Regions from separate parts of the Mus musculus genome. Here all the other regions are linked to region 1. Evidence: chromatin loops called from intact Hi-C (ENCODE). Cell type or tissue: gastrocnemius. All regions are shown on one strand. Each heading gives the region's core, and the rest is flanking DNA. Links, peaks and the distances in the headings are about the cores only.

Region 1 (10,551 bases), core at 1,584-9,583:
GTTATGCACTTTGGGGTAGGGTGAGGGGGGCTCCTTGCAGCTTGCTTTAGCTGAGGTCCTCTTGCTCTCTCCCGGGTCACTTCTCTTCTTCTTTCTCTAGTGCAAGTATGTGTGGGGATCCCTTCACCCACCATACTGGTACCCCTTCTTCAGCTCCATCTGTCCCTATCCCCTTTCCTCTGGAATAGTGTCCCTTCTCAGCCTCCCAGCTTCTAGGGGGTCCTTTCTCAATCTCTCCCTGCTGCCCCCACCCCGACAATCCCCCTCCAGTCCTGTGTACTCCATTCCTCTTACCAGCCCTGCTTTTCCCCAAACCACCAAGAGCAGACCCTGGGATCTGTGTCTGGTGTCCTGTGTGTCTTTGTCTGGTTGCATTCCTAATTTCCTACAAAAAGAAAAATTAAAGTGACCTCGATCTAGTACCAGATATGACTGTGACTCCTTTGTGTTGGAAAGCTGGCCTGAAGGTTATGTAGGGCAGCTATCAACAGTTCTGGCCATGGAAGCCTCTTGCTAGCGTCTGTATCATGAGAGCTTCAAGTCATAAGTAAATGAAGACACAGAAGAGGGGCGACAGAGAAAAAGAAGCTATGTATCGTTTTAGCATTCTCGGAGTGATTCTGCTTTTCACATCCTTCTCCCCGTGGTCTTGAGAGAAGACAGCTGAATGTCCTAATAGAACCTAAGTTAAACCTGCGTCCATGGGTCCCTGCTGCCGGAGAAAGCCAGGGCATAAAATCAAAGCATTTCCTTTTCGTTTACCATCTACATCAAAGTTGCTTGGAACTTCAACTCCTGGTGTGCTCCGTGCTCCCCAGCATTAGATACAGGAGAATCGTGATGGAGAGCGTGTTACTGCGAGAATGAGGATGGGGGCAGTGCTGAGTGGCTGGGCTTGTAAGGCTGAAGCAGGTAGTCATGGGTTCAAGTCTAGCCCCAACTAGAATCTAATCTATCCCCAAATCCTGCCCAAAAACATCAAAGGGGGGAAGGCGCTGAGCTGGCATCAGAGGGATTCTAGGAAGCCCCTAAAATCATTTTGGAAAGACATTTAAGCCCAGAGAACACCTTGCCCAGCTATTTTTTTTAAGATTTATTTATTATTTATTATTATATGTAAGTACACTGTAGCTGTCTTCAGACACACCAGAAGAGGGAGTCAGATCATGTTACAGATGGTTGTGAGCCACCATGTGGTTGCTGGGATTTGAACTCTGGACCTTCGGAAGAGCAGTTGGGTGCTCTTACCCACTGAGCCATCTCACCAGCCCGTCACACAGCTATTAAGGACACATCTAAAACTCAGACCCCAGATGTAGCTTCTTTTGGGGGATGCGTGGATCGATTGAAGACAGGATCTCACGGAGCTCAGACTGGCCTTAAACTTGACATATAGCTAACGGAGATCTGAAACTTGAGCTCTTGCCTGTTAAACCTCCCACGTGCTGGGATTACAGGTGTTTACTGCTATAGCTGGCCTCCCTAAAGAGACCCAGCCTGATGGGTGGTGCTCTTTTGGACCCCCTGTTTAACAGGAGAGATAAACAGAGAGGACCCCTGCATGATTAAGAAGGCAAAGGTCTGGAGACCACGCTACAAAGGAAGTAGAAGATATACAGGGGGAAGGGACCAAAGGCCTCACACACTTATCTGTCTTGACAGGAATATATTTAGGGGCTAGAATATTATATAAATAAATATATATATAATATATTATATTATATATATATATATATTATAGTATGTATTAAGGGCAGTTAAGTTGGTAAAGTATATGACTAGCATGCCTGAAAACCTGGATTTTTTTCCCTGGAGTTACATAAAAGGGGTTGTACTGACACCTCTAATACTGGCACACTAAGGTGGAGGCAGTTAGATCAAAGTTACTCTCAGCTACTGTTGAGGATCTGTGAGACTCCGTCTCAAACACAAAGCAAGCAAAGAGCAGATGTGGAGGTAAAAACCATTCTCATCCCTGATTACTAAATGAAGAAAATGGACGTCCTGTGTGCGGCCCCACACACGTCATTGTCAATGTCACTGAAATGGAGCTCTAGGATAATAGATTTTAACTCCAAGAATAACTTTGCGGTTGTTGTAGTACCCGGAACTGTTCAGCCTCAGAAACACCCAGTCTAACAAAAAGGAATTCAAGTAGAGGGGCTGGAAAAATCCAGTCTGTAGAGAGACACTTAGAGCACATTCCCACTTCAGGTGAAACACTCTGGCTGGAGACCCTGGGAGAGCCTCTCCTGGCTTTGCTTGTAAAATGGCTGAAGGTAAAGGCTGTGGGGAGAAGATGCAGAGATGTCCTCCGGTGCTTCAGATATGACTACTGCATGCCATCAGCAAGAGGGGTTTAGATCAGGGCTGGGAAGGAACTCCCAAGATTCCATGTCTGCTTCCTTGTGTGTGAGTTAAATGAAATATTTTATGCCCAGAGCCTGGTGAGAGCGTGGGCTGAACTGAGACCAGGGAAATCTGAGAACTCCAAGAGACTAATGTCCGAAGGACCCCGGAAGATCACCAGGTCCAGTTTTTTCCTCCCTGCCTCCTTACCTTTCTTCCTGCCTGCCTTCCTTCTTTAACTTATAACAAACCTCAAGGCCAGGTATCTCTATGTAGCTCGGGTTAGCCTCTGACTGGCCATCCCTCTGCCTCAGTCTCCCCAGTGCTAGAATTACAAGGGTACACGACTGTATCTGCCCAACAACTTCAACTGTTTATTTATTTACTTATTTTGAGACAAAGTCACATTAACTAGCCCAGGCTGGCCTTTAGCCTGCCATCCACCTGTTTCTGCCTCCCGAAAGCTTGGATGACAGGTGTGTGCCACCATGTCTGCTAACATCCTTTGTTTCAAAGACAAGTGCCTATATTGAGAAAGGTACCGTGACTTCCTATGATGATAGTCTGGGATTATAACCCAAGCCCCAGGGGCTGGGGTGTGATTCCAAGTATGAGCACTATGCCTTGTGCTCAGGGAGCACCTCGTGGTCCCTCCCAGGCTGGAGAGCGGAAGGGTCAGGGGCCCCTCCCCTCCCAGGTCCCTCAGGGCCTGAGGATGGCGAGAGGGGACCGCTGCAGCTGTTCTGCTGCTAACTCCAAATTTCTTCAGATAATCAATTGGCCTCGGCTGCCGGCTGCCGCTCTGCTCTGCGTGGCAGGACAGGGAAGGAGAAAGAGAGGGAGGAGAGCATAGGAGATTGGAGGAGGGGCACACGGGGGTGGGGGGGGGAAGAGTGTGACATACAAAGTGGAGTGGTGAGGGAGATGGCAGTCTCTGGGCTGAGGGAAGGAGAGAAAAGTGGGGGCTGCAGAGCTAACGGGCAGGGAGAAAGGAAAGGGACAGAACACCACGGTTCATCTCACACTGTTCCAGAACCAGCTCCTGGGCTCGAAAGTAGGGTGTGGTGACTCCTGGATTCCCAGGACCAGGGAGGCGGAGACAAGAGAAGCCCCCCCCCCCAAATTTGAAGCCCAGGCTTGGTTATATAGAGAGTTCTGGGCCAACCAGGGTTACATAGCAAGATCCTCTCTCAAAAACCCAAAGAAGAAACAAAATGAAAGAAGACAGAAACAGGAAAACAAAACCCAGATCCAGAGGCAGCGGGTTGTGAGCAGAGTGTGTGTGTGTGGTGCCGTGGGAGGGTAGGTTATGAAGGACCCAGGAGGGGGACAATCTGACTCGGCACCCCTCTTTCCTCTTCTAGCTCCCACGCACAGCATGCCCCTCTTTCGGCTGTTCATGCCCCGGTGACCACAGGCCCCTGATTTTCTAAGTCCTGTGTCTGCTATAATAATTGCTCCCCTGCCCTCTGTCTCAGAAAGCCCTTAAGTCAGTGACAGCAGAAGGCAAGACCCCAAGGGCTTCATAATGGGGTCTCTGAGCCAGCCCTTCCTTCTCTCTCTCTCCCTCTCCCTCTCCCTCTCCCTCTCTCTCTCTCCCTCTCTCTCTCTCTCTCTCTCTCTCTCTCTCACTCACACACACACACACACACACACACTGTGCTGTAGACTGGCAGACATATGGCTCCTTTGTGCCCACACAATGAGGGTCCTGTTTGTGCCCCTTTACAGCCTGGGCATAGAATGCCGGTGCTTCTCTCTCAGCTCCCCCCACCCCTTCCTTCTCAATGCCCGGAGGAGGGCTTGCCTTCCCTGCCTCCTCCTCTTCCTCTTCCTGGAAGGCCCATCCTTTATCTTCCTGCTTCTTTCTAAAGACCTTGTCTGTGCTCTCAAGTTAGACCGGGTGGAAGGCGAGAGCTAACAAGAGAGTCACCTCTACAGATCATTAACACAGAAGAACACAGAAACCCATGGGCCTGTAAGACTGGGAGGTGTGGAGTAGGGGGAGAAGCAGGCCAGGCAGCAGGCAGCAGCAGCAGTGCTGTGCTAGAGGGGAAAGCCCAGCCCATGCGTGGTAGCCAAAGGCCTGGTGGTGATCCAGTTCCCTTCCCTCGTCCCTCTACTCCTCCCTCGAACCCTCCCCCTCTCTCTCTTCTTCCCTCCATCCCTCCCTTGGTCCCTCTCTCCCCCTTCCCCCTCCTCTTCCTATTAGTATTTTTGAAACAGAGCCTCTCACTATTCAGCCCAGGCTGACCTTGAATTTGCTGCAATCCTCCTGCCTCAGCTTTCTGAGTGCTGGGATTAGGGGGTAGGGGTGGGCTACCACGCCTGGTTCATCTTTACCCTTCACACACAACAATAAACAGACTGCCTGCTCACCTGACAGCTTCTTCACCTGTGAAGTGGGAAGACAATCAAGGCCTGTCAGAGGGCTAGGGGGATTAAATGGGGTCTGCATGAAAGTGCTCTGTATGCCGGCAGTGGTGCTGCAGGGTTTTAAACCCAGAACTCCAGAGCTGGGGAGTGGGGGTGGGGGTGGGGGAAATCTCTGAGTTTGAGGCCAGCATAGTCTAGGACAGCCAGGGCTACACAGAGAAACTCTGACTTAATAAGAGACAGAGAGACAGAGAGAGACAGAGAGAGACAGAGAGACAGAGAGAGACAGAGAGACAGAGAGAGACAGAGAGAGACAGAGAGGCAGAGAGAGACAGAGAGACAGAGAGAGACAGAGAGACAGAGAGAGACAGAGAGGCAGAGAGAGACAGAGAGGCAGAGAGAGACAGAGAGGCAGAGAGAGAGACACACGGAGAGAAAGAGAGAGAGACACACACACAGAGACAGACACACGGATCTATTTATACAATACATATCAAATGATACCTCGGGGAGCACTAAGGGCCAACCTGTACTTCTGCATAGTTTGTTCACTGTGCAAAGCAATAGAAGCGAAAGGGTCTGACTTTCAGCTCTTCCACCAGATGGTGTGTGTGTGTGTGTGTGTGTGTGTGTGTGTGTGTGTCTGCTTTAGGGAGAATGCATACATCCTCAGAGAAGAGGCCCTGAGTTCAAGCCTCTCACATGCGTTCCTCAAAACTGGGCAGGAGTTAATCTTCTTTAGAGAGTTGGGAGTAAGAAGTCTGTGAGTTATACTAAGCTAGGACTGGAGAAATGATAGATAGCCAAGGAGTTGAAAAAACCGAAAAGGGTGTCAGAGGCAGCTGTAAGGGGCTTTTCCTCTTCCTTCCCCAGGCCGCTGTAAATCTCAATCATTGCTTGTTGAACACTGCCCCCTGCTGGCCACTAGCAGAGATGGTCTCCCCCACCGCCCCCAGTCTTCGTTTTCCTGGTAGAGAGGGGTTAAGAAACTGAAAATGGGGACAAAGAGCAGAGAAACTGCTGGTGGGGCTGCAACTCAGGATTCTGTTCCTGGGAGGTGAGGGAAGGTGGTACTGACTAGGTACATCGACTAGACTTTGCGTTTTATGCATTCATTGACTAGAATCTCAAATCCTTTAAGTCTGTGGTCGTTTCATTTGGTGTGTGTATGCACCTACATCTTGATGCTTGTTTCTTGTGCCCTTCCCCCCCCCCATTATTTTTAGTTGTGCGTGTGCACTTACACACATACACACACGCACACACGCACCTGCACACAACAGTGTAGGTACCACTGGAAGCCAGAAGTGCTGGATGCTCCAGGACTGGCGTTATACTCGATGTGGGTGCTGGGTACCGTACTCCTCTGCGAGAGCAGTGCACACTCATATCCTCTGAGCCACTGTCCAGTCCTTTCCTACCCTTCCTTATGTAAGAACCTGGGTGGCAGCTGTCCAATAGGGAGCTGTTTTCCCCACTTCCCTTGAGGCGTCTGCTTTCCCTCTGACTTTTACTTCTTTCTTTCAGCTCCATCAGCCACATGGCTGTTTGCATGTTCCAGTTTTTGGTCCCCCTCCTCCTCTGGTTTCTGACCCACTTCATTCTCAGTTCAGATTCCAGCTTTTGCCTAGCATGGATCACTTGATCTTCCAAGAGAAGCAAGGGGAGAGAGGTCTGAGGTCACAGCCTGTCTGCCATCTAACTCTTTTTCTTTTTCTTTTTTTTTTTCTTTTTATCCTCCATGGCATTCACATCCAGCCTTCCCTTTTATAGTCTTAGAGAGGATTGTATTTCGTCCAGTGCAACATGTATCTGCTGCAAACTCATGTGTATCCAGCGTTGCTGCAGGTTCTACTACAGGCTCTGTGCCACTCCCCTCAAATCTACTTAGGATGGGATGTGGGGGGCATAGACTTGGAAATGCATGAGATATGTGTAAGGAACAGACGTGGTACAAGGAAGGCTGATGGGGGCTGGAACAGGTAAGATCCAAGCTGGATTCTGAAGGCAAATGGGCTCCCAAAGGTTAGCAAGGTGATTATAATGAGAGCTATTGCATGCTGCCAAGAGCTCCATCACAGATTCCCTTCTCTGGACACAGGCACTCTCTTCCCATGTGTAGGAGTGCTGATTCTCTCTCCAGGACTTGCCTTGGGAGGGAGGAAGCTCCCTCCCTGGGGCGTCTGCATGCAAGGACTGGTTCTTGTGGGCTATCCCAGCCTGAGAATTCTCGTGGGATCATCGGAGACCTTTGTAGCAGTCCTATGGTTACCTCACACCTGGGAGCACTTGCCTGCGTCCAGTGTCAGAATCAAGGAACCCAGCTCCCCACTGTGGATGCGGCTTAGCAGTAGCATGCTGCTCGCTTACCACGCCTGTGTGAGGCTCTGGGTTCAGTCGCCAGGAATGAAAATAACAAACAGAACACATAGGACAAAACAAAGCAGGATTCTAGCAGGGCATGGACAATCCCAATGCTTTTGTAGCTAAGGGAAAAACAAAACTAAACAAAACAAAACAAAAGCCACGTCTATTTCCCAGGGAATGATCCTTGGGACAGGAATATTCCAGGCAGAAGGCAGCATTGATGTGAGGGGTGTGGATCCCTGAGAACGTTTTTGTTCTTGTTTTTTTTCCTAACCAGTTTGCTATTACCAGAACAAAACCACCAGGTGGAAGAGGAATGGATAGTGGTCAGGTAAGGCAGATAGTGTTCAGTCCTTGCTACCCACTGACAGGAAATCAGTAATAGGGTATAGGTGTCACCATCATTTTTTTATGTTAAAAATGTCACTTTAAGAGTCTGCAAAGACAGTCCAGCAGTTAATACTGTACACCGCTCTTGCAGAGGACCCAAGGTCTGTTCCCAGCATCTAGGCTCACAGCTGCCCAGGGGATTTGACACCCTATTCTGGCCTCTAAAGGCACTACATTTATGTGTACATGCACACATAATTAAAAATAAATTAAAATCTTTTTTTTTTTTAATGTCACTCTGAGGGTGGGAGAGATGACTCTGCAGTTAAAGGCACCGACTGCTCTTCCAGAGGCCCTGAGTTCAATTTCTAGCAACCACATGGTGGCTCACGACCATCTGTAATGGGATCTGATGCCCTCTTCTAGTGTGTCTGAAGAGAGTGACAATGTACTTGTATACATAAAACAAGTAAATCTTTTTTTTTTAAAGTGTCACTTTTGGGGCAAGCATACTGATACACTCCTATAGGCCAGGTACTCAAGAGGATCATGGGTTTGAGTTTAAGGCCAGCCTGTGATACACAGCAAGTATGGTTTAAATGAGAACAGTCCCCATAAGCTCATATGTTTGAATGCTTGGTACCTAGTTGGTGAAACTATTTGGGAAGGGTTGGGGGATATGACCTTGTTGGAGATGTGCACTGGGGTGGGCTTTGAGGTGTCAAAAAGCTTATGCCATTCCAGTTGGCTTTCTCAGCTCAGCCTTTGTTTGTGGATCAGATGTAATCTCTCAGCTACTGTTCCAGTGCCATGACTGCCTGCCTACTGCTGTGCACTGCCATGCTGGTCATGGACTCTACTGTCTGAAACTGTAAGCAAGCCCTCAATCAAATATGTTCTTTTATAAGTTATTTGGTCATGGTGTCTCTTCCAGCAATAGAAAAGTAAATAAGGCAACCAACCAGATCTTGCTTCCAACCCCATATATATATGTGTGTGTATATGTATATATACATATATATAATATATATGATATATCATATATATCATGCACACAGAGCTTGTATATAGTTAAATATAGAGATACATTGTGATATGTAACGCACACACAGACACACACACTATAGGGGTTAGACCTATGTAGGGTGCAGTTTTAGGCAGCTGCTGCAAAGCTAATTGCATAAAGTTTTGTATTTGGCCTGTAGCAATGGGGAAAGGAAAACAGGTTTAGGAAAGCTCTTTAAATGGTAAATCAATAGGTTGTGGTAACTTTGTGCACAGGTATGGTGGGAGAGGTCAGATGGGGTTTGTGATGGGCGTGGTGGCAATAGAGACAAGCAACAAGAGAACATACAAGCGATGTCTGAGGCTCCTTCTATGGAGCAGTCTAGGACATTTGCTTCTTGGGTTTGTAGCTGAAGAGCTGGGTCTCTTTACTAGAGCTCATTCCAGAGACCTCCAACTCTACCCTAAAGAGGCATCTTATCTTCTGCTCCCCACACCTCTCCTGCCACGGCCCAGCGGGGCTGACAGCGGGCAACCACCATTCCATTGCCCTGGCTATCACCCCTTCCTTCTCTTTCCTCCCCCCTGCAGCCTGTCGTCAGCTTGCCCTCAGAGGCTACCATCCTATCTCCTAGATGAGGCTGAACACTCCCGCATGACCACCAGTGCCTCTGTTTTCTTTCCAAGGAGTTCTGCAGTTGCTTAGATGCTCCCCTTACCTCCCGGGTCTCTCTTCTCCAGTCCACCATGTAGTCTGATATCAGATTTACCCAATCACAATGCAAATCTAACCAGGACACTTCTGTATCCAGGTCTTTTTCATGGCTACCCATTATTTCTAGAATAAAACTCACATTCTTTAACAAAGAATGAAGTTTTGGTTTTTGGTTTGTTTTTGTTTTGTTTTGTTTTTTTTTCATGGTAGCTCTTCAGCCACTCTGCCCAGCCTGAGATGCCACTCCATCTTTTGGTGGTTTTTTTTTTTTTTTTGTTTTTGTTTTTGTCTTTTCGAGACAGGGTTTCTCTGTATAGCCCTGGCTGTCCTGGAACTCACTCTGTAGACCAGGCTGGCCTTGAACTCAGAAATCCGCCTGCCTCTGTCTCCTGAGTGCTGGGATTAAAGGCATGCACCACCACGCCCGGCTCTTTTGGTGTTTTGTTTTGTTTTGTTTTTGATTTTTCAAGACAGGGATTCTCCCTTTAGTCCTGGTGTCCTGGAACTAGCATTGTAGGTCAGGCTGACCTTGAACTCATAGAGATCCACCTGCCTCTGCCTCCCAAGTGCTGAGATTGAAGGCGTGCGCCACCACTGCTTGGCCCATTCCTGTATTTTATGGTCTGGCAGTTCTCTTAAACTCAGCACTCTCTGACAAGTGCTGCACTGTGGAGGTTTGAATAGGAATGCCCCCCATCCCCACCCCATAGACTTACGAGGTGTGTGAATGCTTGGCCCACAGGGAGTGGCACTATTAGGAGGTGTGGCCTTATTGGAGGCGGTGTGGCCCTGTTAGAGGAAGTTTGATCCTGTGCAAGTGGAGCTTCTACCCAGGGTGGAATTCCAGTCTCCTCTTGGCTGCCCGCAGAACACAGTCCTCTTCTGCTTCCTGAAGACGTAGAACCCTCAACTCCTCCAGCATCATGTCTGCCTGCAGGCGGCCATGCTTTCCACATGTATGTTTTCTGTATAAGAGTTGCCTTGGTCATGGGGTCTCTTCACAGCAGTGGAAACCGTCACTAAGACACAGCATATGTCCTACTTCAGTGTGTAGAGTAGCCTGGTTCCTTCATCAGCCCTTACCCGGTAGCATCTGTGCTCTGACCTTCATCTGTGTAAGTCTTACTCATCCTTCATCTCCACGACCTTCTGAGATGCGGCGTCTTCCAATAGCAGCAAGGCAGACCCCACTCCACTGTGGTCCTTCTCTGCGTAAGCGTCTCTCTGTGGCTGCCCTCTCTGCATGGAGATTTATTGCTCTCTCACGTGGATGTCTATGTAACCTGGGATAGATGTTTTAAAGTCTCTGAGCAGCTCTTTCCTTACCAGGGATAGCATGTACGTCCCCACGCTGGTGCACGACAGTGCTCAACAAAACGGCATCTGTAGCAGGGTCATTAATGCTCGTA
Region 2 (10,551 bases), core at 1,059-9,058, 310 kb before region 1:
TCTAGGTGGCTAGAAAGGATGGTTCAACTCCACACCAGGGACAGCAGGTGGAAAGGCAGGGGATGAATGGTACCATTTCCTGAAACCTACCACGTGGGGAAAAAGTCCTTTCAACCCAAAGACAGAGCTTACTCTGTAGCAAAAGCAACCCAAGTGGAAGGAGCTTCCCACGTGAGCACTAAACTCACTCATTTCCAACCGCAGACAGTCTCTCACTGTTCCCTAAATCATTAAAGGTGCCTTGGCCCTCCCAGCTCCTCACACTCAAGTTCTAGACCCACTTCAGACTCTCCTTCCTCCTCAGCCCGGTGCTGTGGATGTGTTCCTATGCTTCCTTCTTTCTACTTCATTCCCGTCCTCCAGGGCCTTAAGGAGCCACTGAAGCGCCTACGATTTGTCTCATATCTCCATTTTTCCCCCTGTAACTCATCCTACATTGTTAGCATGTTACTCATTTTATGTATATGAGTGCACTGTAGCTCTACAGATGGTTGTGAGCCATCATGTGGTTGATGGGATTTGAACTCAGGACCTTCGGAAGAGCAGTCAGTGTTCTTAACCGCTGAGCCATCTCTCCAGCCCTACCATGTTACTCTTCATTACACTTCTGATGATGAACCAATGAACGCTGATCTGATATTTTCCAAAGAGCGCACCTTTCCTGCTCATGGCATTCCTAGGAGAGGGTCAAATCAGGGTCCCGAGGCTGGGGAGGTGACAGAGTTGAAAGACTAAAGTGCCTGCCTCGCATGGCTGAGGCTCTGGGTCTGACCCCAAGCACCGAAAGAAAAAAAAATCATCGTTCTTATTTTATAATCAAGGAAACTGAGGCTCAGCAAGATATGACTCGGTCAATCATGGAACTGGATTCACGATCAGGGTCTTCTGACTCCAGATGCACCACGTTCTCATCACACTGTATGTGTCCCAGTTCCTTCTCCAGTTCAAAGAAAGTATTTCACTGGTGACCAAAGAGAGACCAGACTTAGTCTCCACCTGACGAGTTATGTGATCACTGCCAACCCTCCTTCCAAGCCTTGTTTCCTACTCCCCTTTTCTTGGGGCATACTCAAGCAAACGGACGCCATGTAGTTGAAGCCTTTCTGTGCTCATACAGGCTTTCTTGCTTTCTTGCCTTCGCCTATCCTTTTTCTGTCTTCCACGCTACCTGAGTTCATGACCCCCATTCCATAAAACCTCCACTGAAAACCACAGCCTATTCCCGACTTGCCAGGTATATGTATCTATTGAGTAAAAACAAGTTTACTGAAGGAAGCACCTAGATCTACCATATCTTGTTTCTAGTATCTTGTGATGGAGATACCAAATATTCTCCCAAGAAAAGGCATGTATTGAAGGCTCTGGTCCCCAACACAGCAGTGTTCAGAGGTAGAGACTTGACATGTGAGTGATTGGATTCATCAGTGGATTGATTAACTGGGAGTTAAGAGGTGGGGCCTAGTTAGAAGCAGATCATTGGGGCATGACCATATCATGTCCCCCAAACCTCCCTCTGTACTTCCCCCGTTTCCCTGAAGTGAGCAATTTTCTTCCTCCATAGGCTTCCACCATGATGCTTCTGCCACACCACTGGCCTAAGAGCAACAAAGGACTGAAAAGAGCAACCACCAGGACTGAAACAGCTCTAACTACAATTCGAACGTTTCATCCTGTAAAGTTTTTGTTTGTTTGTTTGTTTGTTTTTGTCAGAGCAACATAAAGTCAACGGATATGGCTAACAATTATGTGATGCATAGAGAGGGCCCAGGAAGCATTTTGAAAAGGAATTAATGAACAGAAGATGGCACAGCCCTTTCTAGGTGTAGAGGCCCATCTAAGAGGACAAGAAGATGCTGCCAGCACAGTAGGGCAGAGGGACCATGGAACCTTTTGTTCTATGTACAAGGAATGGAACTCTGGCCCAGGGCCTGGCGGACCTTCTCCTCCTCCCTTCTTGTTAGTGTCTTCTCTTGATTTTCCCTGTGAATTTTTTCCCCCTCATACACATGGAAACCCCAGATAGTTCATTAGAATTACTAATAAGTATAAGTAAAAAACCCAAAGTTTTTTTTAATCTGTAATGTTGCTGCTCACTGCGTGTGCAGTGTGCGTTTGGTCTTCATGCACTTGTCTAATAAATTTCTTTTCAGTATCTCCTGAGTACCAGATTCTAAACAAAGCACTGGAGTTATGGAGATGACAAAGATATAAATTCCTTTCCTTGAAGACCTCAGAGCCTAACGTGGGAATCAATGATAAAACAGGCAGGACCAGGGATGCACAGCTCAGTATGTGTGAGGGAGGGGAAGGATGCCCGTAGCCCAAGGGATGAGCACTGGGGGATAACTAATACCAAGCACCTAGTGTGCAGTAGGTGAGGGACCGAGCACTAACACTTTAACTATGTTTTTGTTATTAATAATAATAAATATAACATTAATAAAAACTAATAATGACTAATGATTTCGTTAATATGATTTACAAACCACCATATATAACCGTAATGGTTTTCATCTGGACCAGGAAATGTAAAGAGCAGCCAGGATTGGAACTTTTCCCGCTATGCCCAAATGTCTCTTTGGGAGAAGAGAAGAGAGAGATGACTCGGGGTCTAAAGGATGGGCAAAATTCGATTGGGTTTTGTATGAAAAACCAAAAGATAGTGCACCCAATGAGGGGAGAATAGTGAACAGGAGCATACAGCACTGGCAATGTCAGAGATAGAATAAACGAAACTCTCTCCTCCTAAGTTGCTTCTTGCCAGCTATTTGGTCACAGCAATAAGCTCTGTAACGAATACAAGCCCACCAACACAACCCGTGGGCAGGTCAACTTTAGATAATGTGCATTTTAAATCAATGTCCTAGGCATGTGTTCATGCGGCGTGTTCTGGAGATGAAGTGAAATCGTCGGACACAGGATGAGTAAGGTCCAGCCTGGGAACTGACCCAGCTCTGCCTGCTGGGAAAATGCACTGCCCTGGGACGCAGACAACTGAATGCTGGTCTTCACTCTTCCAGACTCTGGGAACTTGGATAAGCTCTTCGCTCTCTAAGCCGCCATAGCTTTCATTGTGGAAGAAGGAGGTTGTAGCAAACCCTCAATGCCTCCGCTCTAGCACACACCTGTCTGCACCCAGAGACACCGGTAGCCTCAGGATTCACCCCAGCATATTCTCTGTGGATCTAGACTATAGAGATCTTAGAAAAATAATATTTAATATTGTATAAGCAAAGGACAGTAGGATAACATGAAACCATTACATTACTTAGGACCGACACAGTCCAAAGCATGGCACCTGTGGCTCTTCACGGACACCTTCCTGTCCTCTGTCACTCAGAACAGACTGCTGAGTCAGTTTGGCTCTGTTGCATTAGAAGAAAGGAAAGACACTTTCTCTTGTAAAACTCCCCATCTGGTGAGATGGTGGCCCATGCCTGTGGTGCCAGCATTCCAGAAGCTGAGGCAGGAGGATGGTGAATTTGAGGCTATACAGCCTGGGCTATACAGAAGGAATCTATCTCAGAAACAAACAAACCAAAAGACCTTGCCATCCGGCTAATGAGGTCTGGTTCCATTCCTCCCACTGGGCAAAGGAAACAGCGACTCAGGCCCCTCTTACCACCGTATCATCTCTTCTTTGAATGCCAAATCCCACTTAAATAGTGATCTTAGAGACCTCCTGGGGGGAAAGTGGCTAGGTCTAAAAAGAAGTATTTCTGGGCTTCCAAATGTTCTTAGTGAAAGAGAGGAAGAGAAGAGAAAGGAGAGGGTAGAAAAGGAAAGGGTAACGAGAAAAGCTCCCGGGGTTATGTAAGTCCTCGAGGTTAGAAGAATGGACTTGGATGTGGGCTCTTTCAAAGCTTATTGTCGCTATTCATCAATCTCTCCTATCCTTTCCCCAGTGAAAACAGACAAATAGAAATGGAGCCAGATGCACACAAATCTGGAGGTGAGGGAAAAGGGGGCAGTGTCTGTGTCCGGGGGCCTGCCTTCCCAGCTGAGTCACCGCTGCCTCTGTCCCCCACCCTGGAGCCTCCTTCCCCCTGGCCCTCCTATCCTCTAGCCTCAGCCTGACACCAATGTCCTGGCCCAGGGAAGAATAGGCTTTTCTTCCCTTGTGTCAACGTTTGGAAAGTTCTCATAGTTTGATCAGAAGGAAGGCTTAAAGCCTTCAAAGTACTTCCTGGGAGTCTGTGACCTCTCGCTGGCCCTCCTGACCCACTCCACCCCCACCCGCCCTGTGCTTTCCAGTCAAGAGTGGGAGGGACAAAGACATGAGGCCATGTCAGATGTTCTCCTGAGTTTAGACACCACCACTGTCTGTCAGTGTGGGCTGATCAGGACCCCTGGCCCTTCCTTCAGCTTGTTCCCCAGACAATGCCTTCTGACCCCCTTCAGGAAGGGAACCACATTCCCTGCAGGGGACTCCAGAGGGTGGCATCTCAGAGAACCCGCTGTCCCTGGCTGAAAAGGGAGGATGACCCCGTCCGTGGCACACGACCTCCTTGTGTACCTCTCAATCTCCCACATCACCTTCAGCACACTTCCTCCCTGATTTGTGTGGTCCAGACATGGTATCTGCTCTTAGCTGTTGTCTGCGTCTACAGAACTGCACATCCTGAGCTCTTCAGTAAACTAGTCCTTTGTGAGGACTTGGCACCGTGTAGAGTTCAACTGAGGACAGAGCTGTACCACTGCCTCCTCATTAGTCTCAGCTCCAATGGTCCGGAGAGTCTCCAAACCTGGCCCCGTGTGAATCTTCACCTCGGGACATTTGCTTGGAGTCGTTAACCCATCTTCCTTTGCCTCAATGGAAAAGTCAGAAAAGTCAACTAACAGAATGATTTAGCAGGAAACACTGAATAGGAAAAACTCCATTCCCCCTAAGACACCCCCCGAGAGAGGGAGAAGGATCTTATGTAGTTCAGGCTGTCCTTGAACTCATAATGCGGCTAAAGATGACTCTTGCCTCTATCACCCAAATGCCAGGGTTGCAGTTGAGCAGAATCCACTAATGTGGTGTTTGGGGGATTTGTGCATGCCGGGCAAGCACTCTATCCACTAAGCAAGAGCCCGTCTTATATTTTCTATCAGTAAGATATGAGACACTGGAACCGTTCCCAGGGACACTGGGGGAAAGCTAAAGTCTAGGTTGAGTTAGGAAGAAACTGGATGCTAAGCAACATATCTGTTCTAGATCTCTCCTTTGTGGGTCGCCTCTGCCTTAGATCTCAAATCAGTCACAGTCTAACCTTGAACTCCATAGATTCTAGTCCAACTTCTGTTTAATGCTATTGATTGAAGTAATAAAACTTATTTATGTATCAGATAAACCCCCCATCTCAGAGATGGGAGAGAACTTCAAAACTACAAACTTCAAGTTTGGCCTTGACCTACCATTCTCCTAGGCTGCAGGTTTAAGTCCTGGCCACCAGGGGGCAGGGCTCCCTAGTCTGGCAGGGTGCCCTCAGCGTCTCCTACCCTCTACCCACACACTAACCCACTCCTTTTGCAGCTAGGTTGGACTACATGTAACTGCAAATTAAAAATTAAACAGATCACAGAGCATCTATAGGAAATGGTTCAATAACACTAGCAATTCAAGTAATAGTAGCAACCACCTCAGGAGAGCAGAAAATTTGCCTTCGGGGAAGCACCTACACAACTTTAGACCGCTTCTGTTTGATCCATGCAGCCACTCTGGGCCAACCGGGAAGTTCTCTCCAAGGTCGGAGATGTGTTCCGTTTGTTAACTCTAAGGGCGTTTTCTCAGTTCTCAAGCCCAGCATTGGAGACTGATGACAGGTGGTCCCTTCCTGACACACTCTTTGGAATGTTGTTGTTGTTGTTGGCTGTTTGTTTGCTGCTTCAATTGCATGAAGTGTGGTAGAAACCCTGACCTGTAGCGCTACTAGGCTTTAAGAGTCTAGGCAAATCACTAGAGTTTCTGAGCTTCCTTGCCCCTTCATCTGCAAAAGGGGGGCTAACGACATGGAGGTCACGAACATACAAGCTCTTCATGAGTTCCGGAGGGCTAGAGATGCAGTCTTGTTTCTCACTGACATCTCACTTCCTAGGTTCCCTCTGCCTCTCTTTTTAAAAGCTTATTACGTTTATTTATCTGGGTGCTGTAGCACACCTGTGGACATCAGAGAACAACTTGTAAGGGTCAGTTCGTTCTCTCTCCCCCATGCAGTTCCTCAGGTATCCAGGCCTGGCTGCAGGCTCCGGTCCCCACTAAGCCAGCTCACCAGCCTTCGTGTGTTTTCCTCTTGTTCAGAGACTTGTCATCCGTTCACTCAGTGCCCAGGCTGGATATCTGGTCTCTCTTGCTCCCCAGCCCATTGGTCACCAGGTCTTATCAATTCTGCCTTTCTGTGAATCTCCCCATTTTCTGAGGTCCCCATCATTCAATCTTGTGTTCTCTTTCTCCTGAAATGGTACAGCGACTCCCCGTTCCTCCTACGCAGACTCTCCTCCCCACCCCCACCCCCACCCCACAGCTACCTCAGAGCTCCACAGCCCAGCCTGGTCCATCATTCAGCACGGGCTTGAGATTGTTCAATGAATTATTTGAACTTTCATGACAAAACTGCTTGACATGGTACCCGGAATCCTCCACCGCCATCTGCCCCGCCTCTCTCTGGAAGCTTCTCCTTCTCCCTGGGCTCCTGTTTCTGCCATGGAGAACACTGCCGACCCTCCCCCACTTGTCTCCTCACCTGTTCCCCTGCAGCTCTCTCCATGGAAAGCCACCTCTGCCCCAACTCTCTCCCACACCCCTCTTCGCTCTAAAATCTTTTCACCCCTCAAGGCCCCTCCCTAGTCCTAGTGGTCTCTCTGCCCCAGGCTGCTCCAGGCTCCCAGGCAGAAATATTTAGACTCCTACTGTGCTCCAGAGACATTGCGCCACAGCTTTTCAAAGTCAGAGACTTTACCTCAGGCACATATTTAAGCTAGTACTTTTGATATTCATCTAATTGTTCCAGGTGTATAAGGACTTAATTTTGATATGTAGGGATGGATTCTGGGCTATAGATGTCAATGATACAGGCTGTATGAGCCATTTTCACACACACACACACACACACACACACACACACACACACACACACACACCAGATATCACTGATTCATAAAGGTACATTTTTTTTTTTCCGGCTGAGCCTCAGAATCTAACACAGTGATACAGAAACCCATTTTCAAATGGAGTTAGGCTAAAAATTGGAGTCTAATTTTTTCCTCCAGTGTTTCCAATGTCACAGCCAAAAAATCTTCTGTTCTCCATCGCCACTGTTTGTCATTCTGGTCTTTGTCAGGCAGGAGTCATGGGAACCTCAGTCAATCTCTTAATCTCTCTAAGGCTCGCTTTCCTAATCTAAGGAGGCAATACACTTTGATTGTGTGCTCAGGATTACAAGAGATAAATGAAGTATGTGAAATCTGCTAGGCCCTTATGCAAATAAAGACATCATTATGATTGCACTTTGCAGCTGAAGAAAAAAAAAATCCCCAGAATTAGAGGAGCTAAGAGTTGGAAAGGTGAGGTGGCTGGCTGACATTTATTTAATAGCAAGCCAGAAGCACTCTCCAACTCTCACGGGACTTTTGCTCATATTGCCTCTCTGTACCCCAGAGGGCTTAGTGTCACTCAAGCTGAACCAAGACCTTATTACTGCTTTCTCTAGGGTAACTGTTATTGGCAGGGCAGGATTTACTACAGCCTCTGAATTAGGGGCTTCTAATCCACTGCTCTATCCCAGCCCCCCTCATTCCCAACATGGGGCTTCCTCCAGAACCCCCTCAGCCTGCCGAGAGCCAGGGCAAGCATGCAGCAAGGGATGCCGGCCAGAGTTCCTGGATGTCTGCTTTCTGGCCCCTCCTCACCACCTAACCGACTTCCAACTTTAGAGGCTCCAGGGAACCAGCAGGCTCCCCCAGGCTTAGGATGCCCAGGCCCTCAGAAGACTATACTCTGGCACCTGAGACACTAGACAGGCTCTGACAGAGCTGACAGGATTTACTCCTCAAGAGTCTTGTGATCCCAGTCACAATCCTCACTCTAAAGAGAGAGCAGGGTGAGATGGTGCAGGCCCTCAATCCCAGCACTTGGGAGGCAGAGGCAGAGGCAGGCGGATCTCTGTGGGTTCGAGGCCAGATTGGTCTACATAGTTGAGTACCAGAACAGCCAGCACTAACATAGTAAAATTCTGTCAGAGAGAGAGAGAGAGAGAGAGAGAGAGAGAGAGAGAGAGAGAGAGAATAGGACCCCTGCTAAAGGTCCCTTCTCTATGCATCTGCTAATCTGTCATCTTGAAGTTAGTTATACTGTCTAGTGATGAGGGAGGGCTTGGCCTGGTTGATGAAGAGCCCAAGAGGCAAAAGCAGAGGCAGGAGAGCCACTCTCAGGTGTGGACGCACCATGCCAGGACAGCTCCCCATGGGATTCTATATTGTCCCTGTCCTTGCACTAAAGGCCACCTCTATCTTCTCCCAAACGAGAAGCTTGTCTGAATGGATTCTTATTTTTTTTTTAATTTTCTAATGATTATTTTTAGTATATATGTTTTGTATGCATGAACGTGTGTGCCTCCAATCCCCTGGAACTGGAATAGAGAACATTGGGATCATCATGTGGAGAAACTGGGAATTGAACCCTGAACCTCTGGAAAAACAGACACTGCTCTAAACTGCGGAGCCATTTCTCCTGTCCCTGAACTGACTCTTCACCTGTACTTTTGTTCAGTTTTTTTGTGTCTTCCTCAGGGCCTGGTTATTTATGGACTTAAAAGAGCCCCCGTAAGTGGGCAATGGGACGGATCCGTGGGTGCAGGTGCTGAGTGTGGCCTGCATAGCAGAGGAGAGAACGAGCTCCCACAGATTATCATCTGCCCTTCATGCACACATGCACACATACCCATGCACAGCACACATGACTAGCTCTCCATACTTCTGCCTCCCTTAGGCCGCCCGTGCAGAGTGGGTATCATGCTTTATTCTGACAGACCCTCCTTCTTAGCCCCTTAGAATCTCTGGGCACTTGCAGGGGGGGATGCTGACTCATTCCCCACCCCCACCCCAGCCTTTACTCTGGGCTGAGAGCTGTGCTCCAGCTAATGCTCCAGACCATGCTGCAGGTCATTCTTAGCCTCGCCTTCTCAGAATCACCCTTGCTTTCAGAGTGAGGGTAGGCGTACAGAGAAACTGAGGCTGCAGTCAGCACGCTCAATGCCAGCAATCCAGTTTCCACAGGAGGTAGATGATGCTTCCATGGTGTGAGAAGGAAAAGCGAATGCCAAGCCCTGACCTAAAAGTGTTGAAGCTTTATCCTAGATCAAGATGTCCTCCAGGCAGTGAGACCAGGGCAAGAAGAGAGAAAGGGAGCGAAACAAGTTTCGAGGAAAGGGTTGAGGAGCCTCTGGGAGACCTGTCTCTAAAGCAGACAGATAGGATGATGTCTCTTACAGCCTGACCTTTGCTGACCTCCCAAGCATCAATATTCTCTCTCCCTCCCCCTTTCTCTCTCTGTCCCACTCCTCACATACATCCTCTATCTGCTAGTCATATCAAACATCTCTTGCTTCAAGAACATCCTCCAACAAACGGTTCTTTGCAAAAAATGGGGCCTCTTCCAAGCCCACTTTGCTGTCTTAAGTTCTTCTCTTCCATCAGGATTCATCTTGGATGTCTCTTTCTCTGGAAATCTTTTCAGAAGGCCTCCAGCCTCCTGTGCAGGCGGCACCTCATCCGTGTTCCCATGGTCTCACCAACGGCCCTCTCTCAGCCTTTCCCACATGCTGGTATTTAGCTGATTGCTCCATGTGATATGGTGTGCCACTCACTCCTCCCCGGGAAGCTGGGAACAGCATTGCCTTCTTGATAATGGCATGAAAACTAGACTAGAGAATTAACTGACCTCCTCAGGAAAGCTTCTAAGGGACCCTGCAAGCTGAACCCGGTCTGTGCTGGTCATCTTGCCCTGAGTTACAGGATGCTGGTGCCGGGTTGCCCATTCCCATTGAGTCCCCTCGATGTATTGAGAAAAGAAGACTCGGCTTAGAGAAGATGTGCATCTTTCCCAAGCTCACACTGCTTGACAGCGGGGCATCTTACTTTACATTGGCATCAGAGAAGGACCCCTGGCCCACCTTCATCCCACCTTCTTTCTGCCTATCAGATCTGACCCTGGGGTCCTGAAGGGACAGGTAGTTTGCACTTGGAATGTTATCCACGGAGCTTGTTCCCTCTCCTCACCCAGCCTGGGATGTGTTTGCTCTGACTCTCTCATTCATCACGGCTCAGGGCTTTCTGTACCTCCTGTGGTAGCCAACCCAGAAACACACTGTAAGAAGTGACACAGAAGTTAGCGAGGCTCCTAGAGAAGAGAGGGGACGCACAGGGTGCTGCTGCTCTCTCTTCAGACTGTGAAAATGGCTCCTCTGAGACATTTGGAAATCCCACTGTGGGGTTCTGAAGTCCCTTGGACTATTGCTTAGGCCGCCCATCCTTTGTTGAGTTGGTGATTACAGGGAGATCTTCCTACCACAG
Region 3 (10,551 bases), core at 1,540-9,539, 440 kb before region 1:
AGTTTATTCTGAGCAAGGACACTGAACTGATACTGCGCGTGAGCCTGCAGCCCTGGCACTAGGAGGTGTGTAGCCCCGATAGGCACAGCCAGAGATACCCAGTCATGGTGGGCTCGGTCAGGACGCTTGGCTCTGGGGGATGTAGGAAGATCTTGTCAGCAAGGAAGATTGGGATGGTGTGGGGTCTAGAGAGCCAACCTCACCCCTCTGCTCAAACACCAAAGTCTCAGAACCTCAGCCCTGAATGTTAAGAATCTATGAAAATGAGCCAGAGAGCTAGCATGTGGCTAGGCATAGAGAGGGACGGGAGAAAGGGCAGAGGGCCAGGTAGGTCCAGGGTGAAGTCAGGAACGGATCACTCACAGTGGGGTATACCAGACACTGAATCTCTGCAGATAGCCACCATCAAAGCCAGGCTCCCAAGAGACATTGGCACCCTTGGGTAAAGGTACCACAGACACATTGGTGACGACATGGGGGCTGGTGCCTGGGTAGGGGGAATGGAGGGAGGAAGGGTGATCAGGACCCTGAAGTAGGGCTAAGGAAGAGTAAGTTGGAGATTTTTCTTCTCCACCCATTACCTTAGGGGAATCCCATACCCACAAAACCCATCTATACCCCCCAAAACAATACTCCCATCTCCCTGTGGCTCCCCAGCCCCAGCCCCCTCCCGGGCCACTAACCTAGCACATATACATTGGTGGAAGTGGTCACACGGGCTACAGCATTGCTGGCACTGCATTCCCATCGTCCCTGGGCCTCCTTGGTCAGGGGTCGAAGGACGAGGCTGTTGTTGCTGTCCACCTGGGCCTGGCCCTGCAGCCCCCGGCCCACCTACAGAACCACTGGTCAGCCCTGAAGACACAGGCAGCCACCCCTCACCAAGGGGGCCACTCATCTCTCCAAGTAACCTGTGCCCCTCCCCATGTTGCCTGTGAAAACCTGAACCTCCTTTCCAAAAACACAGCCAGGGAAAGAGTGGGCACGGACCCAGGTAGAGCTGAGTCAGGACCAGGGAGCCTTACCTTGGCCCAAGAGACAATAGGAGGAGGGTCTCCCCGGGCGGAGCACGGGATGAGTAGCTCCCGCCCTACTTCTTGGAAATATTCTTCCTTGGGCTGGTCTATAAAAGCCGGGGGAGCCTGCAGGCCAGATCTGTATTGGGAGGGGCCTCTTTCACAGCCTCTCTTCCACCTCTAAGCTTTGGTGTCCCCCATTCCCAGGTGCCTGTCATAATGTCTTAGTCTCCTTCTCCATCTCTTAGTTCTGTGTCTTTGCCCCCAGCAGGTAGGACTGCTGGGTAATGGCGGGCTGGAGCAGGACTCTCTGAGATAGCTGAATCTCTACAGATCATGCTCTCTCTCCCCTTTGCTCTATTCCCTGTGGGACTGAGACGAGACAGATATCTCATTTCGTGAATGTGTTCGTGACTGATGTCCTACTGCCCAGTATCATCTCTGTGTATTCTGCTGGCTGTTGCTATGACCACCGCAAGAAACAGACGGTAGGAGCCCCTCCCACAGCTCTCTGCCTCACTCCACCCTGCTGACATGGTTCAGAACACACATTCAGCCACCTGGCCGTACCACAGCAGGTTTGCTGTGGGCCTCACCTTGAGCAGCACCTGGGTCACAGGGGAGGGTCCAGCAGTACCAAGACTGTTGTAGGGGGTGCAGGAGTATTCTCCCAAGGCATTCTCATTCCCCAGGGCAATGATGAGGGAACCTTCTGGGCCCAGGGACCAGCCAGGGAACTAGAGGGCAGAGGAAATGACAAATAGAGAGAGAAACTTAACAGAGGCAAAGCTGGGGTGGGGAGAGGCAACTCGAGAGAGGAGGAGAGACAGGAAACTCTTTTCAGGAAATCAACCCATCGGCTCTGGGTCTTGGCCTGACCCTCTCTCTGGACTCTGGTCCTCCACTTCTGTCTGTTCCATCAGGGGATGTGAGACGGTGACAACACAGCTCTGGTGTCACTCACAGAGAATAGTGTGAATGGCTTCCCTCGAGTTGAGCCATGTGGATACTCTGACTGTCCCTCTCGGCACTCCGTTGCTCAGTTCTGCATCTCCCAATCCACTTCTATAAGAAAACCTCCCCTTCTCCTAGATGAAGCGTGGCCCCTCGCTCTCTGCATCTAACTTGTCTGTCATTCTGGACCGAGCAGGAAAGCTTTGGCTCTGTCTTGTCTTGTTTTCAGGCCCTCTCTGGTTCAGACTGAGTAACCCCTCACCTGGACTCACACTGGCCACTTCACAGCCTTGGGGCTCTGCTCCTAACAACTCCTAACCACGGTCCTAACACCACAACACCACCGCCAGCCAAAATTCACTGCTGATTTTTTTTTTAAACTTTCAATGACACATTCACCAAGTGCTACAACTTTACAGCCCCAGAGACTCTCAGTTGGAAAGACAGGATGCCTCAAAGAATTTATAGTCTCCTCAGACAAACAAAAGATCCCAATCAACTCGGAATGAGGTCATGTTAAGCTGGCACGCAGTTCTTCCTCTAGGACCCAACCTGTCTTTCCAGCCTTTTCTACACCTCTCAAGTCCTTACAGGTGCCAGCTGCGGCTCCCCCTCACTGCCCGATTCATCACTTTGTCAGCACACTATACGGCCTCTGCAAAGGGATTTCTGCATGGAATGACAGCTCACTCTTCAAGACCTACCACCTCACCAAAGGCCCAGGATCTGTTACTGGTCTATCCCCAACCGGACCTAAAAACAAAAGCCTTGTTCCTTCCCTGGCCTGACAGCAGAGTCTCTGTGGCAGCTCTGCCTCAAGGCAACACTCCAAGGATGGATACTTCTTCTGGGGAAATGGATACTTCTTCTCACCTCCACAGTCACTGCCTAACACTGGCATCTGGTAAGAAACATGTTTCCCAACCACAGCGCTGAATTAAACTCAGCCTCCCGCTGAGCTGCAGCTGGCCCTCTGACAAAAACAACACCTAGCCAAGACCTTCATCCCCTGTCACAAGCCTGTACCTTGTCCAGCTGCAAGGCCTGTCCGTCTTTGGTCCAGGTGACAAACAGTAGTGGGGGATTAGCACGAACCGGACACCGGATCACCCCACGCATGCCAGTGGGCAGGGGTGTCTCGGGAGGCATGACTGTCACCTGGGCTGGGTCTGGAGGAATGCAGAGACAAGTTGGAGGACAAGGTCATCAGTCTGTCTCAGTGCGGAGGAGCAGGCTGTGGAAGGAGCATGGGGACTTACAGAGCACAGTGAGATAGGCAGAAGCTGACGGTGGATGCAGAAAGCCATTGCTGGGAACACAGGTATAGTGGCCGGCGTCATCAGGCTGAGTGGCTTGTAGCCACAGGCTCCCGTCTACCAGGATGCGCACTCGAGACTGTAAGCGGCTGCAATATGGTATGTGTGAGGAGGAACCTAGTCCTTAGACAAGGAGCTCTCCCAGAGACTACACATCAATCCCCTGCCTCCACTACCCAAGAGATAGGTTGCCCTACCTGATATGGAAGACATTGACACCATCCTGGAACCAGCTGTAGGTGAGGTTAGCAGGGTATGCCTCAGCCCGGCAGGCCAAGGAAACATCCTGAGAGGAGTTGACTGTACTGTTGCTGGGGGGCACCACAATGACAGGGGGTCCTGGGAGAAGTACCAAGGCAGAAAGGTGTCCTCAGCCCATTCCGGAATTCCCAGAACCCTCAGGGCCTTTCTACACCTCTTCCTGGTTCTGCCCTTTGTAGTCATGGGCCAAGTTGCTACAGGACCTTAAGGACCCGAATTGGGATGTGTGATAAAAGCCCATCCTGTTCCAGAGGCCACTCGCTTTTCCAAGTCAGCCCTGTTTCACGAGGCATGGCAGGCAAGCCTACCCACCCTGATTCCTTCTGCTGAGAAACTGTATGTGCGGGAGGGTCCAGGGAGGTCAGAAAGGGAGGTGAGACTTCCTGGTGGGCCTTCCTCATGTCAGGGTCTCTGGCTTTAACTGTATTACCCAGGGCTGTACTTCTCAAGTACCAAGGAGAACGATACTGCAGTGGGCCATCAATTAATCGGTTCTCGCCCACAGGCGCTATGAAGATGGATGTCTGCCTCGCGTGCCTCATTTGCCTTTCCTTCCAAAAGGAAGAGCTCAGCACACATGGGCGATATGTCAAAGTCCTGGGAGAGGTTGATAAGAACCTCTGGGTTTTTTTTTTTTGTTTTGTTTTGTTTTGTTTTTTTGAGATCACAAAACCAGGACTCAGGAGGGTCCCACGATTCATGGGCTAACCCTTAGCACCCCTTCCTTTCCACTGTAATGCACTGCTGGGCACTAAGCTGACCGTTTCTTCATCCTTTCTCTCACCCTACAGGGGTCCCTCAAATATGAGCCTCCTCCCAATCTTCCGTGTACTCACCCCCTCACCCCACCCTCACCCCCGTAGAGATCATGTCTTCTACTATAGGTGGCCCGGTTCCCCTGCCCTTCCACCAAAGTGCACCTAGCACCAACAGCTGGGTGGCGTGGGTGATGCTGCCCTCGGAGCTGGAGGCTTGGCAGGTGTAGTCTCCAGCGCTGCCTCGCTCCACCCGACGGATCCACAGTGTTCCATTCTGCACCTAGGTAAGGAATCTTTAAGGAAAGGCCCTTCCTGTTTGGTCAGCCTCAGACCCTGCAGTTCCAGAGCTGGCCAGCAGAGGGAGACAGCGCCTCAACCTCGGGGAAGCCGATGGAAAACCCCTCCCTCCTCCGACCCATCCCCGGGCTTGGCTTCTGTTCCTCTCCTGCCTTCTTCCCCTTTGGTCCTCCCAATCCAGCTGACCCACTCACTTGCACCTGACCCTGGCCCTTGCCAAGGTCTTGTCCTCGGAATTTCCAAGTCACATAAGGCTGAGGGCTGCCACGGGCCACACAGCGCAAGGTAACCGCCTCCAGCTCCTTGACTTCCAGAACTAAGGGAGGTGTCTCCTGGAACTGAGGGGGCGCTGTGAGGGAAAGAGGCATCAGGGGCTGCCAGAAAGGCTATCATCCCACAAAGCAGAGTTCAAAACCCACGGAGAACTCCTCTCAGAGCTGGAGGCTCCCGGGGTACACGGGACTAGCCCAGGGTCACCTGTCTACCAGGACCATCCCAACACTGCTACAGCTGAACACAGGCTGCATGACGGGAACTAGGGGGAGAGCCAGAGCCGAGTGCCCAGGGAAGTCTGGGAATCAGAAGGGGCGGGTCTTAGACTCATCACACTACCTCTACCTGATTCTCTGCCTCAGTCTCACCTATGAAATGGGAATGATTACAACTGCCTCCCTTCTAGTGGAGAGGGAGAAACTATGCACGGGTGAGCTGCATCATTCAGGGCCCAATATACCTTAACTATGACCTTGACCAAGGAGTGAAAGTTCCCGACTCAGAGCCTATGGGCTGATTGGATTTTATCTGAAGAACTGAGGGTGTGAGGGAGGGCAGAGGTAAGAAGCAAGCCGTAAATGAGCTAGCATGGTGAGCACATGCCAGGATGGGTAGGGCACAGAACTCGCTCATTCCCTTCACTACCAGGGTCCCCATCATTCTCCCCCTACTGTCACCACCTGCTCCCCAACTTCATACAATTGACTGTCAGGTGCACCCAGGAGCCGTTGGCAAAATCCTGTTCAGGGCTGTGTTGGTCCAGGAAGAGCACACGGCACTCGTACCAACCCTGGTCTTCCACCCGGAGCCCCTCAATCTGGAGAGATGCTCCTGTCTGCAGCCGGACTCGTCCTGTGAGGAGGGAAGTCCTGAATCAAGGGTGTTGAATGAAGGAAGGGGCTCTGTAAAAGCTTTCCAGTCCTGGTCACACTGGTCATTCCCAGAGGTTGAGAATAGCCTAGGTCTGTCATCCAAGTGTGAGGGTCTCCAGAGCAGCAGAAGGAAATGAGGCCATTGAGGGCAGAATGCTATGTTTAGCTGAGACCCAGACAAGACCAGAAACACTCAAGGCTTCTTGAGCGGACTAAATGTTGTGCTGAAATACTCTGTATTTCCCGGACCGTTCGAGGAAGGAGCGAAGAACCAGCATTTGGTCTCCTACAAGATTCACCATCCCTGGGGTACTTTTTAAGACCAAGATATAAGTTCTCTGGGGATACTACTGCTTTTAGAGGACTCTGTCCCTGAAATCGCTAGCTGTGTTTGGGGCCCTCCCAGGGACCCATACCTCATCTACCAAAACCTGTAATCTCCCAGAGCTATTATCAGCGGCCTAAGCGCCTTAGAGTGGCCAGAGTCCAACCCAGGCAGGCAGCAGCGTCAGCAGCCTCCCCAGCCCAGCCCAGCCCCTCTACGCCCCAGCTGACTGACCACATGCAGCCCCACAAAGCCACACACCACAGCACAAAAAAGACCTTTCATTCCCAGCATGGTCCATAGCAGACCACTAGGCTGACTGAGATGTGCTCGCCCAGTCCCTCAGGACCCTCCTCTGAGGGAACCCGGCACCCTGACAGCCTGAAACATCCCTAGCAGTGCAGTCTACGTGAGTAAGGTGCTTGCTTGGCAGCCCCAAAGAACCCAGGCACAAGCCCAGCTCAGCCACATGTTCCTTTGAACAAGTTACTCAACCTGTCAATTTCAGTTTCCTCAGTCAAAATAAGAGAGGGAGAAACTGGGATGGGGTGGAAGGCAGGAGATGATGCAGGGGAGGTGTGTAGCACCTGGCACCGCTGGAGGCTCACAAAAAGGCTGTTACACAAATAAGTAAGATGCATCTTTGAAACCAGAAGCCTACACTCAATCTGGGCCCCACCCCTCATCTGATAACGTATCACCTCCGTTTCTTCTTCTACATCAGTGAACTGCACCAACCACCATGCATCAGGCTGCCCGAAGAGGAGCCTGGCTCAACCTGGATTCCTGTCGCCGTTTGCCATTTACTGACTTGTTACATCTTGCAGATCCCACCTCCTAAGAATTAGTATTTCCCTCCCTGCCATCTTCCACCTTAGAGCCCCGCAGTGTCTCTCACCAGGGTTATCCACTGGCTCTGTACCCCCTACACTTAGCTGTTGCCCATCTTCACTTTGCCCTTTGGTGTGAACGAGTGGTATTTTCTAAAATTCACAGGACAGGCAAATATAGCTCCCAGATGATGTACCTGTTCAGCACTCGGCCTACCCCAGCCATCCCTGATAGTGATAGTAGCAATCCTGGGTACCACCCACTCCTCCAAGCTGTTTCCACTCTACTTCTAGGGTGGCCTATTTGAAGCAGAAACTCAGCCTGTGTGCTCCTTGAAGCCACGGGAAAGATGAGAGTCATAGATCTAGGGTAGCTACTGAGCTTAGTCGTCAGTGATCTCTCAGTTAGTCCCTGGGGTGTGGCTTCTTTAGAATGGGTGGGCCTACTTATAAGTCTAGGTGTATAATCCCCACCCAGGAGATAAAAATGGGCCACCCAGGTAAATCTTTAACAGAATACCCTTCCTCAAACCTGCAGGATTCCTCATTCACCTTACTCAGAGCCCAGACCACTGAGCCGAGCAGAGCCCAGACCACAGCCTCCTCCAGGTCCCACAAGATAGGAGCTTTCATCGTGGTGATCTCTGAGCTCCAGAGCGAAGACAGAAAGGCTGAGCACTGAAGACGAGCTATGTAATATTAGACACTGTCACCATATTTAATCCTCCCCAAAATCCATCACCGATGAAGGCACTGGCGTTAACCTTCTTTCCAAAATCAAGCAGCTATTAGGAGATCAAGCCGGGTCCACCAAGGCAGAGCGTTCTCCGCTGAACGCTGCCATTAGAATCCACTGATGTTCAGGGCACTGAGCACAATCTCTGATTCCATTCAGGAAATGTCACCAGCTAACAATCCTCATGTCTGCTAGCCAGAATACTCGGAGCAGCATGTTGTACAAACCAACTTCCCTAGGAGGTCCAGAAAAGCTGCAGTGTTTCAAAACAAGGTGACCAGAGTGGCAGTTCTGTGACTTCCTGTGTCCTGAACACACCTCCTATAGACCTGCCCTCCACCTACAAGGTCAAACCTAAGGGATATCAGACCTGCCTACATGCAGTGCCTGAAAAGGAGAGTCTGATCTCCTGGGCTCTGAAAAGGCAAGAAGCCCACACTAAATGTAACCATGAACACAGACAAGTGTACGTCCGTCCACACAGAAGTTCAAATCACGACTGTGATTGTGCCCACATACTGCACTATGAAGCCAGGGCCATGAGGAGGCATTCTGGGACGATGTAGCGAGGCAGACAGCTTGGGAGGATCAAAGGCAGAAAGGGGAGATCAGGAGAGTCAGCTTGGAACAATCGGAATTGATTTCACCAAGCAACTAAGCAACTTAGGGCCGTCAGAAAGCACAAGTCCATCTGCTCTGCTGGGACATCCCTGAAACTCCCAGGAAACACAGTCCGAAAGCCAGTCTCACAGATCCAGACACTGCCTGTCCCCAATTCCTTTCACACCACCCAAGTGCTATGCTAAATGCTTTAAATATAGTAGCTTACTTAATCTAGCAGTCCTAGATCTCTTTATATTGTCTTTTACCACTTCCTTACTAGTTTACATATCCAGGATCCTCCACCCCACAGTTTCTAGAGCCCCTAAAACCAGCTTTGCCTTCAGTGTGGGTCCCAGGGCTACTATTCCCCCATATTCTAGGCCACCAGCCTCATGGCGGTCCCAGGCCATCTCCCCTCCACTTGCCCACAGGGTTTATGACAGAACAGCATTGTCCTCAGCAACCTCCACCTCCTGTTGCTTAGCAACTGCAATTGTGAGTCCCCTGCACAAAGGCCAGAGAGGCCCCTTCTGAACTGTGAAGCAATAAAGGGTTAATGGGCTTAGAGGCCTCCCTCTGGGGTCTTCACCAAAGCAGGACCCTGTGGCTGCTCAGGAGCTACAGGCCACTCACCGGCAGGAATGGGAACAAAGGCTAGAAGTAGGGCTGAAACACAACGGTTTGCAGGCTAGAGAAGATCCACAGGTAGACAGGGAGTTAGCCATCTCTTAGCTTGTCTGCTCAGAGCCCAGAGCCGACTGATGCTGGAGCAAAGGCAGAGCCCCACATCTTCCAGGTGGCGTCTGAAGGAAAGCCCTTTCCACATCTTCTCCACTCCCCACCCCCTTGCCTCAGCCTGGCAATAATTTGAATTTGTCCATCTTTAGCCCCGCAGCCAAAGCCCCCTGGGCACAGGCAGGCACAGACAGGAAGGCCGGCTGTGCCTGTACCAATTCTCTCTCCTCCTGCTAATTGGGGCCCCCTTTCATCAAGTCCCCAGGGCTTGTGTAGACACACACACTCCCGAGTAGGCTGTTTGCCAATAACTGCCCCCAGTTTGAAAATAAACTCTCTCCTGCGGGCGGGCACCTGCCAGCACCTCCTCCTCTCTCAGCTCAGCCAATCCCAAGATTTCCCTTAGGATTCAAACCAGAGGCAGAAAAGGTACCCCAACAACATCTTCCCGGGTGACCTTTTCTGGGTTTCAGTTCTGAAAACGAAGCACCATCTCTTTCTTGCCCCGCAGCCCAAATCCATCCTTAGGGCCTCCCACAGGCACTCTGAGACGTTACAGTAGTAAGTCGCTCAGATTAAGGCTCCATCCAGGATTAAGAACAAGCTAGGGTGCAGTAGAAGACTCCAGGGAGACCCATACAGTATGCCTCTACTGTAGCCTCTGGAAGCAGAGACCCATTCCATCCTATCTATGCCTATACCTTTGGGGAACTGACTGGAGCCGGCTCCAGTAACCCCTGTCTGTGTCCACGCTCTCTGCAGCTCAGAATCAGTCTATGCTCCTCATACTCAAAGAGCCCACATCCCTACCCACTCTGCTGTCCCTTTAGCCCACTCCCTAAAAGCCTGGAACCTCCAAACTGGCATTCTGGTCGGCAGGGAAGGGGATGACGTAGAGCGGCAGATAACAGATCCAGAGACGAGCATAGGGTTGAGTGGGGGAAACTCTAGAGGATCAAGATGGAGTCTGGAAGGTTGCATGAGATGAGGGTCAAACAATCAGCAAGTTAGGATGGATACTTGAAATACAGCTGTCGCGTCTCCCATGCAACACGCCATCCATAGCTAAAAGAGCAGAGCTCTAATGTGTGCATGCATCGTGTATAAACAAATGAGTCAGTCCCTCAATGGATGAGCACGATGATGGGGGGGGGGGGGGAGGGTAGCAGGGCCATGCTTGCTAAGCAGTCAGAGCAGCAGAGCAGGAGATGAGATTGGAGAGGGCACAGAGCAGCCTACTTGGCCCACCTTCTGTTGGCGACACTCCCCCTCCCACCTAAGGACAACTCTTACCCACGTAATCGGGGTCAATTCGGGGAGAGTAGAGGCCGAACTGGATGAAGATGGGAAGCAGGAATCCAAAGCGCAGCCACTCGATGACATGCAGAGGGGGGTGGCCAGCTGGAGGCAGCAAGTCACAGCCCAGCACTGCACTCTCCCCAGCCCGGCCCACCACAGAGACCACCTCAGGCTTTCTTCGACCTATGAGGTGGGTAGCACGAGGGAACAGCAAGGGATCAAAATGAGATGCGGGAGGGGGAAGGCGTCATCAACATCTCTCAAGTTTCCTTAAGA

The links. Hi-C counts contacts between places; a loop is a spot of excess contacts. Peaks named below come from ENCODE experiments on the same cell type or tissue, not always from the same donor. Only the 100,000 strongest peaks of a DNase experiment are listed, where the experiment ranks them.
Region 2: it touches region 1 in a loop (2.6-fold over the local background); 11 of 42 quality-filtered maps call a loop at or near these places.
Region 3: it touches region 1 in a loop (2.5-fold over the local background); 6 of 42 quality-filtered maps call a loop at or near these places.

The regions. Positions count from the first base shown.
Region 1 is chr1:172,042,168-172,052,718 of GRCm38, reverse strand. It overlaps Nhlh1 (nescient helix loop helix 1), which reads left to right. Exons shown (of 2, transcript NM_010916.2): 2 at 1-427. Among named protein-coding and RNA genes, the nearest start is that of Nhlh1, 10 kb to the left of the region's middle. In gastrocnemius, for the core only: a CTCF peak has its summit at 5,647 (motif pointing left); DNase peaks (open chromatin) are centred at 3,138, 4,382, 5,372 and 5,641; H3K4me3 peaks cover 1,117 bases; H3K27ac peaks cover 945 bases.
Region 2 is chr1:172,352,644-172,363,194 of GRCm38, reverse strand. The region is part of intron 1 of Kcnj10 (potassium inwardly-rectifying channel, subfamily J, member 10); the gene reads right to left. Among named protein-coding and RNA genes, the nearest start is that of Kcnj10, 17 kb to the right of the region's middle. In gastrocnemius, for the core only: no CTCF peak of the experiment used is centred there; DNase peaks (open chromatin) are centred at 4,622 and 5,455.
Region 3 is chr1:172,484,689-172,495,239 of GRCm38, reverse strand. Igsf9 (immunoglobulin superfamily, member 9) reads right to left here. Exons shown (of 21, transcript NM_001145800.1): 3 at 10,270-10,458; 4 at 5,575-5,727; 5 at 4,797-4,951; 6 at 4,468-4,585; 7 at 3,484-3,625; 8 at 3,230-3,375; 9 at 2,997-3,139; 10 at 1,613-1,753; 11 at 1,026-1,142; 12 at 684-834; 13 at 364-487; 14 at 1-132. Among named protein-coding and RNA genes, the nearest start is that of Igsf9, 7.8 kb to the right of the region's middle. In gastrocnemius, for the core only: a CTCF peak has its summit at 4,657 (motif pointing right); DNase peaks (open chromatin) are centred at 4,674 and 9,159; H3K4me3 peaks cover 503 bases; H3K27ac peaks cover 373 bases.